Linked DNA regions of Mus musculus: region 1 is linked to region 2. The links are chromatin contacts, found by Hi-C or POLR2A ChIA-PET in ENCODE. All regions are on one chromosome and are shown on one strand. The core of a region is the stretch at or near the end of the contact, and the rest is flanking DNA. Distances in the headings are between cores, read along the strand shown.

Evidence for each region. A loop is a pair of places that touch in the nucleus more often than their neighbours do. ChIA-PET counts read pairs that join two places held with the same protein, here RNA polymerase II (POLR2A).
Region 1: a loop to region 2 is called in a map of T-helper 17 cell, with 2.8 times the contacts of the local background. The contact joins the promoter of Erp27 here to the promoter of Smco3 in region 2. A Hi-C loop is called at or near these places in 3 of 37 maps with a recorded cell type or tissue (T-helper 1 cell, T-helper 17 cell and regulatory T cell). POLR2A ChIA-PET finds 5 or more read pairs at or near these places in 2 of 5 experiments (both embryonic stem cell).

The regions. Positions count from the first base shown.
Region 1 is chr6:136,920,026-136,924,488 of GRCm38, reverse strand. Erp27 (endoplasmic reticulum protein 27) reads left to right here and starts at 2,309. Exons shown (of 7, transcript NM_026983.2): 1 at 2,309-2,460; 2 at 2,660-2,760. The coding sequence starts at 2,367. It overlaps Arhgdib (Rho, GDP dissociation inhibitor (GDI) beta), which reads left to right. Exons shown (of 6, transcript NM_007486.5): 6 at 163-829. The coding sequence ends at 362.
Region 2 is chr6:136,833,728-136,838,366 of GRCm38, reverse strand. It overlaps Smco3 (single-pass membrane protein with coiled-coil domains 3), which reads left to right and starts at 2,917. Exons shown (of 2, transcript NM_001039558.2): 1 at 2,917-3,010. The region is part of intron 2 of BC049715 (cDNA sequence BC049715); the gene reads right to left.

The DNA.
Region 1 (4,463 bases), core at 1,060-3,559, 87 kb before region 2:
AAACGGAGAAAGAAAGAAAGAGAGAGAGAGAGAGAGATGTTCGGCCAGGCTTGGACACTTGCTTCAGCTTCTGCCCATGTGAGCTGCGTACCAGGCTCTCCCATTTTTAGTTTCTTTTCTGACACCAGACTCTCACACTAATAGCCCTTTCTTTCTTCCCAGTGGATAAAGCCACATTCATGGTTGGCAGCTATGGGCCCCGACCAGAGGAGTACGAATTCCTCACTCCAGTAGAGGAAGCTCCCAAGGGCATGCTGGCCCGAGGCACTTACCACAACAAGTCCTTCTTCACGGATGACGACAAACAGGACCACCTCACCTGGGAATGGAACCTGGCCATTAAGAAGGATTGGACAGAATGAGTGCGTCTGTCCGTCCCTCCTGTCACCTTCCTCACCCACCAGAAGAGTTCTCCCGACCATGTTGATCATCACAAACTCCCTCCTCCCTCCCTGTTCCTAGCTAGGCCCTTTCTCTGTCACACACACACACACACACATTTCATCACCAATATGTTTTATCTTACCCCATCTCTCAGAGTGTTCCCTGCAAATGAGACTTAAAACCCTGGCTTCTCCCACCTTGAGTCCTGAAGGTCAAGAAATGGGCAAGCTCCGGCTGACGCCTCCTTGGCCTTCTGTTCAGAAGTTTATTCTTGCCACTGGGTTCTTCCGGTTCGATGAACCCCGTTGTCTTCTCTGCCAAGGGGAGCTCTCCTTTTGTGGGAGACACTGTAAACAACACCAAAGGAAAAGAATAAAATCGTTGTGTGTGTGACTGAGAACCTCATTTGCTTTCCTTTGCCCTTAAATAAATATGGTACCAGAAAGCCCACATTGTGAGTTGTCTTATGCATGGGCGTATGGATGAGAGCCATGGTACAGGGGATATGTATGTCTTTGCCAACGGGTTGTCACAATATAATGGTCAGTGAATGTTAATAATACAGAGGATGAACATTCTAAATCTCATTGATTGTGTAATATTTTCTTAGAATGGCCTCATCTAAGATTGAGATGAACACCCCACTGCCTGTAGAAACCTCTTCTTAGCCTTGACTCGTGGGTCAAATCAGGCTGTCTCCTGCTTCGTGGGCTCCCAACATCTACTGATGAAGAAGTGGAAGCGTCAACGCTACTTCATTGTATTACGTCACATAAAGGCCTATCGCAAGATGGTCTCCACACGGATCACTCTCTTCCTTCCCATGATTCTCAGTGACTAAAGTTCTTTCACATTCTGTTTTCACCTCTAGATTTTTGGCTCTTCCCCGTTAAATCCCTTGTGATTGGTTAATAGTGATCATCAGCTTGACAGACTCTAGAGCCACCTAGGAGAAGAGCCCCCGAGGCCTGCTTGTGAGGGAGTTTCTAAATTAGGTTCATGGAGGTGGGAAGACTCACCCTACCTATGGGTGGTGTCCTTCCGTGCCGGGACATATTACAATGGAGAAAGCAGGCTGAACACCACCATCCCTCATCATCATTCCTAACTGTGGGTATAGTGTGACCAGCCGTCTCGATCTCCTGCAGGGTGCCTTCCTCCCTGCCGGGTGCCTTCCTTGCTGTGATTGACTGCACCCTCAAACTGGGAACCAAAATAAACCCCACCTTCTTTAGGTTGCTCTGGTCACTTAAAATATTTTCTCACAGCAGGGAAAAGCAACACAAGTCCGTTCCACATTTTGATGCCCAGAGCCTATTCGCCCAGGCCTCTGTCTGTAGCGACTTCGAGGCAGACATCCTCCATCAAATCCCACATGGCCCTAAGAGTTCCCCGTGTCTCTCACAGCAGCCTATGAATTTTTCTGTGTTTTACCACTCTCTGATACATGTTTAAATCATGGATTTTTGTGTTCACCTCTCCCATCAAGAATGTAAGCTGAGCTGGGCAGTGGTGGCGCACGCCTTTAATCCCAGCACTTGGGAGACAGAGGCAGGCAGATTTCTGAGTTTGAGGACAGCCTGGTCTACAGAGTGAATTCCAGGACAGCCAGGGCTACACAGAGAAACCCTGTCTCAAAAAACCAAAACCAACCAATCAAACAAACAAACAAAAACAAACGTAAGCTGAGAGGCACTGGGTCAGCTCACAGCCATATTTATAGACTGCTTAAATCAATAAGCCGCATAGAGTACCTACATATTTTTTTTTATTATTTAAATGAACGGACCCGACTTCCTTCTGGCTGGATATGTTCCAGAGCTCTTCCACTGTGAGCCACTTATCACAGAAGGTGAAAGTTCCCCCCTGGAGTCAGCTGCAAGGTTCCCAGAGCTCTTATAACACACAACCACTTCAGTTCACCAGCCTGTCCTGGATTGGCACCCACTCTCAACATCTACAGTGGGCACCAGAGAGCAACAATGAAAATCACCAGGTCTAGATGCCTAATCCTCTCGTTTGTCCTCGTGTGTGGGCTGGTTCCAGAGGTTACAGCAGATGTGGAAGAAGCCACGGGTAAAAGAAAGAAAAATAGAAAAAGAAAAAAGGGGTGGGGGTGGGGCAGTGGTGTGGCCACAGTGAAGCTGCCATGAGGAAAAGACAGGGACAGGGACTCGAGAAAATACCATGCGTGCTTTCATTCCAAACTAGAAATTTTCCAGACGCTTCTGGGTTAAGATGCATATTGCCCACACTTCCTCTCCTCTCACTGCAGATGGTCTCAGCACTACCCAGGAACCCATATGGCTCACAGACGTCCCAGCCACCGTGGAACTCATCGCTGCTGCTGAAGTGGCAGTCATAGGCTTCTTCCAGGTTTGTGATACACCCCACCTGCATACCCATAATCGGGCATCTTGGCTTTAAGGTAGTCAATCCAGGGGCCTGTTGGGCTAGTGACATTTGGGAGTGAGAGGGCACACACTCTGCTTTCAGATTATCATCCAAGGTTCTTTTGTTTCAAAGCTGTCTGCCCTCCGCATGAGGTCTTTCACTCGCTTGCTTCAGGGTCTCTGAGTCTCATGGCTGAATCTCCTTACCTGTGGACACTTTGAAAGAAAGCAGGTGTCAGCAGGGAGTCAGTCAAATCTCATCGTTGTCCTAAATGCCCTAAACTCCCTGAGTCTGGACCCATAGAACCCTGCTCACAGGCGGAAGGGAAAGTAGAGGCACTTTTAAATTTTATTCGTTTATTCATTAATTTATTATTCAAGATAGGGTCTCAAAACTAAGGCCAGCCTAGAACTTGCAGTGTAGCCTGTGCTTCTCTCACATGGACAATCCTCCTGCCTCAGCCTCCTGAGTAGTGGTCTAAAAGGACTATGCCACACACTCAGGCCAAACCAATAAAACCTGGAAACACTTTTCACAGGATGTGCTAAAAAAAAAAAAAAAATAGGGAGGCCTTCACTCGTCTTTCTCGCCTTCTCCGAATACTGAAGAAGGTGACAGGATAACTGACAGCTTCCTCATTGGCTGTAGGCTAACACGTAGACAGTCACACACAAGAGGGTCTCATCCCAGCCTTTCCCTCTCGCTCTGCTAATAGCAGATGGCAATCCTCACAGCTAATCCAGCCGTTCTTCAGACATTCTTGTCTACTTCCATCCCTTGATTCCAACCCACAGTCACCCTGTCCATTCCGTGTACACAGCTGGAAATGGCTGAGATGGGGTGCCAGCAGGAGTCCGGTTTTGGTGCTAAGGGACTGAGTTTCAGAAAGGAAAGAGCAAAGAATGAGAAGGGTGTAGTAACACAAGAGACCACCAGATGGAGCCATCGGGTCCTTGAGCAATTCAATTCCAAAGCCCAGATTACAAACCAGGGAGCCCTCCAACAAATGTCCACAGCTTCTAAGTGAATGCCCTCTTCCTTTCAAAAGAGCGAGTCTCCAGTTCTGTCTTGTGATCCCAGACTCGAGAGTAGCAACCGTCCCTTCTCCTTTCACATGGCCTTTAGCTCAGTGAGATGTAGGTTTACTCTTGTGTACTTCCTGGAGCTTCTGTGGACAGCCGTCCTGACACAGCAAGGACTACAGTGGTAGTGTCCGTGGGAGGAGAGAGGCCATCACTAATGACTGGACTCCCAGCTTCCTAACTGCGGGCCTGGGGTACAACAGGTGCACAGGCCATTAAGTACCCTCATGCGCAAGCCTGAAAGGATCCCTGGAAGGGGGGGACATGACCTCAGCTCCTGCACATCTCCTGAGGACCATGCTAAGCCCCTGCTCCTTTATGTTACATCTTCCTGTTCCTCCACAAATTGTTCCCAAAACATTTGCTTCTCTGGGTGCTTGAATGGCTATATCGTCCATCTTCACAGACCTCTGGACACCAAGGCATCCCTCAGCTACAGGTAGAATTCAGGCTGTACGACTAGCCCACACAATTTTGATAATAACCAATATTCTCACAGAGCCTGGGACACTCAAAAATGACACTGCAAGTATAGCCTGCATGTGTAAGGATAACGTCTGGCATGAGCATATCTTTCTTCCTTCTATGTCTCTTCACTTGTTT
Region 2 (4,639 bases), core at 1,668-4,167:
TCTCTCTTCCTCTTTTCCATCATCTCCTTTTATTTCTCTCCTGTTGATGTGACACACTTCAGGGGCGAAACCATTTGTCTCAGCTCACAGTTCAGTGTAGAGCTACTACAGACGCAGGAGCTCCACACCCCTGGCCAGGGTGTACCCATAATCATGAAGCAGAAACAAGGAATGCATGCATGATTGGACTCAGCTCACTCTCTCCACTCTTACACAGGCCAGGATCTCCTCCCTAGGGTACCACCCATAGTGGGTGGGGCTTCCCACCCTAATCAATATAATCAAGATAATCCCCCACAGATCTGTCCAGGGGACCATCTCTCAGGTGATTCTAGATTCTGCCAAGTTGACAACAATAAACATCACATCCCTCTTTCTGGAAGCTGGCAAGATTTACAACTTGTTTTCACCCTTTCCCCACCCCTTTTATTGAACTCCAATAAAATTATCTCCAATTCAATTTCCATCTGGGTTATTTTTAAATTATTTTATCTCTGAGGCCAGTAACCCACAAAAGGGTTCTGGCATGTTCCTTGGTAACATATGTGATCAAAAATTTTGTGTTATCCTAAATATACATTCACTTGGAGATGACAGGCAGGAGCCCTAACGGAGACTATGAGACTAACGCACCCCTTTCTTCTTCATTCCTCTCTCTCTCTCTCTCTCTCTCTCTCTCTCTCTCTCTCTCTCTCTCTCTCTCTCTCCCTCTCTCTCTCTCTCTCTCTCTCTCTCTCTCTGTCCTGTATAATGCCTGGAGTCTGGGGCTTAGTAGTGTGCCTAGACTCCCTTGATGACATACTAGGACAACAGGGTTGTGCTCATGCCAGGACAAAGCAGCACATACTGCAGTGGGTGCCAGACAAGTCCTACAATTAGACCGGGAGGTAACTCCCAGATAAATTCTGCACTTAGGGCCAGAGGCAGCTGCATTTCACTGGAAGGCCTGAGCCAAATTATAGTTGTTAGACCAACCCTGTGACAAGCCTGATGAATAAATCTGTATTCCTGATTCGAGCTCATTCCTCAGTGATAAGAACGCTCACAAACATGTGGCTCCCTGACCACTACACACTGAGGACAACCATGTAGGCAACCAAGATGGTGGTACTCACATGGCATGGCCATGGTGGTGCTCATAAGGATAATGCCACCTAGGGAGCTGCCTCCGATCTCCACTTCTTGCAGCCTCTGGCTCCTCTAGGACCATTGTAGTCCATCCTTCCCTGCACAGACATCTATCTGTTCACTCATCCTCCTCCCTTTCCTTCCTCGTGTCATCCCTGACGTCCCACTGGGCACTGGAAAGAGCAGGCAGACCTGACTTGGACACAGGGACTGCCACAGCAGCAACAGCAGCTATTGCCTGTCCTGTCCTGTCCTGTCCTCACACCCAGTGCAATCTCTCCAAAGACAACCCCCTTATACTGGGGCTATGGTCATGGACACATTGAGACAGCTGACTTTGTGACACACGGGCTCCCAATGCCTGAATGTTTATCTCACCTGCCCTACAAAGCCCATCCCTTCTGTGAATGGGGATTTGGAGTGTGGAGTCCAGATACCAAAAAGCCTGGGACAGGGTTCAAGCTGAATACTGTCCAGGGTCTAAATGCCAGAGACCTTGCTAAGGAACAAGGACAACCTGCCTCTGTGGGGGTGGGATGTCACTCCCTCTCAGACCTTCTGCACAAACCGGTTCCATACATTCTTATCTCTGCAGTGATTTCTTCTGCTTTGTCACACCCTAGTGTCCTCAAAGCATCCCAGAGATGGGCAATACTTTCTACTACAGTAGTCCCTTGGGTACTAAGACTTTTCCTTGAGCCTGAGATCTAAAGGAGTATAAGGATAAATACCCATCTTCAGTTGTAACTTACAAATACAGCATCAATAGACATGCCGGGCTGGAGAGATTGCTCAGGGGTTCAGATCCCTGAATGCTCTTCTGGATGGCCTTGTTTCAGTTACAAGCACCCACACAGCAGTTCACAATTGTCTGTACCCCCATTAGCAGGGGATCCAGTGCCCTGTTCTGACCTCTGCAGGCTTCCGTACATGTGGTATTCACCTACACTTAGGCTCACACATAAATAAATACACATATAATTGCACAAATATATTTTTAGACATGCATCATTTACATAGAAGAGGGAAGTCTCAGAGGCTTTAGGAATAGCCAGACAACAAAGGAATGCTGAGAGCTGAGATGGGGAGAGAGACTTCCCAGGGAGGCGAGGCTGATGAACAGCCTATGGGATATCCAATCCCCACTATGGCTCAGAAACCATATCTATACAAGCAAAACTATGAAATGAACAGGCTATATTTATATATGTAGGAGTGTGTGTGTGTAAAACAATTACAGCTAAAGAGAAAGAAGCATGATTTCCAGAAAGAACAAGGAGAAGTGCATGGGGTGGGGAGGGAGAGGAGGGAGGGAACGGACATCAGGCACAGCGTCCTCCGGACTGGTTCCCCTGTTAAGATGATGCAGTGATAAGGAGCAGCACACCTAGCCTGGGAGGGGAGCTGCTGCTTACATTTTGGCCATATGGGTTTTGTATTTCCTGAGAACTGAACAAAACCAGCAGCAGATAGAGGCCACAATGCAGAAGGAGCAGAAGGAACTGTCCCCAGCTGAAGTCATCACTGACACTGAGCCAGAAGGAACTGTCCCCAACTGAAGAGTCATCAATGATACTGAGCCGGATTTGTTCAGCTAAAGAAAAGAAAATACAAAACCATTTTGGAGAGTTTTATAATGACTAAGTTAATATTGCTTATGATTATAGCAACAGAAACATATGATTATAGGAAACAGAAGTATTGTGAAAACTGAGCCAGGCAGAAATGGCTGTGAACCAGATGGGCAGTGGGACCCAGCAGAGAGCAGAAAATCTCCTGGCTCATCACATTCCACCAGAAGCTTCCAGATGAGCCCACGGGATAACCCTTCGACAACACTGCTGAGACACGGAGAGCACACACACTTGGGAAACCCAGAAAGGTAAGTGATGTGGAGACTCAGTGAGCACTAGAATACTCTGAAGAACAAGCCTTAATTACAGGCTTTGGGATAATGCCAGTTGTGAGTGGCCATAGACCGTGTCAGCTTTGTCCGAGGGGCTCTCAGGGCATGCTTTGGAGATTCCCTCCTTGAAGGCAGCAGGGAAGGAAGAACTCTATTGAGAGCTGTAAAACTAAGTCACTGAGGGAGAGAGGCAATGAACACATGAATGTTAGGAAGGCTGGAGATGGAGCCATGCTACATGTGGGAAAGTGCAATGCGTGTCTGGAAGATGCTCTGTATCTTCAGTGTCATGAGGGACACACATAAATTGTCATGAATGAATAAAGATGGCTCTTACTTGAGCCAATGAACAGCACTTGCCTGTACACGATGAAGTTACTCATACTTTGACACAGTCTGTGCCTCTAAGCAGCCTTTGTGGGGGGAAACACAATGTTTTTCTGAGAAATGTCTCAAGTGCACAACAGAATCCTGTGATAAATGCTGATGGGTAACTGTGACAGGCTTCATTCTGCTCAGAATTATGAAGTCATTCTGCTCAAAATATTAGAGGAAATTTAGAGGAATTTGTATCAGAAAAAGGACCATTGCATCAGGATTCACTAAACACTGAGCAGCATGTCTTTGATTGAACTAAGTGAAGCTCGGGCTAGAGAGCAGCTGCTCTTTCCTCTGCAAAGTGTCTGGCCTTGCCTGTATTCTGTGTTCACTCACAAGTGCACACCGAGGAGGGAGACAGCAGTGCATGAGCTGAGAGAACACCTCAGCTCACTGTCCTGTGTGTGTGTGTGTGTGTGTGTGTGTGTGTGTGTGTGTGTGTGTGTGTGTGTGTGTGTGTGTGCATGTACGTAAGGTAACACCTACTTACTATGTGAAAGCCTCAGTCGATACTTCCACGGAAGCCCTGGCATACTGGGCTTACATGGACCGTGCTTCAGCCCAGCTTTAGAAATGATCAGAACAAGGCTCATCCTATCATTCTGTCACTCAGATCTACTATGTCTTCCACTTTACTGAGATACAAATAGCAACAGCCTAATCAATTCATCTTAAATGTCTTCAGTTGTATTCTTAGAAAAACAACTCTTTTTGAAATGCATCCTATGTTCCCCAAGTTCAGCAAGACCATAGCAGACAGACACCAGCAGCATGGCATAAAAATTTACTGTGGGTGTCAGCAGAAAAGCTTTTTGAAATGCAATTTGAATATTTGTCAAGACGATAAAATATGTAGTCAACAAGATGGCTCAGGGGGTAAACGTGTGGGCCAAGCCTGACAACCTGAGTTTGCTTCCAGAAGTCACAGGGTGGACTGAGAGACCTGACCCCCACAGCTGGGCTTTACGTCCATGTCACACAGCTCCTATTCTATTGCCTTTCGACCTATTTCTTCCCAGGAAAGAATGAAGATGATGGAAAGGAAAACAAGCTATGCATATAAACATTACAAATACAACACAATTTGAGGTATATTGAATTATGATATTTAGACTGGTTTGTGTACCTAATATACTGCTTATAAAATTAGAAGTATAGGAAAGTCAATGACTTAATATAAGAAGAATCTCATTATTGCTACAATTTTATTGTTATTACAACGTTGTA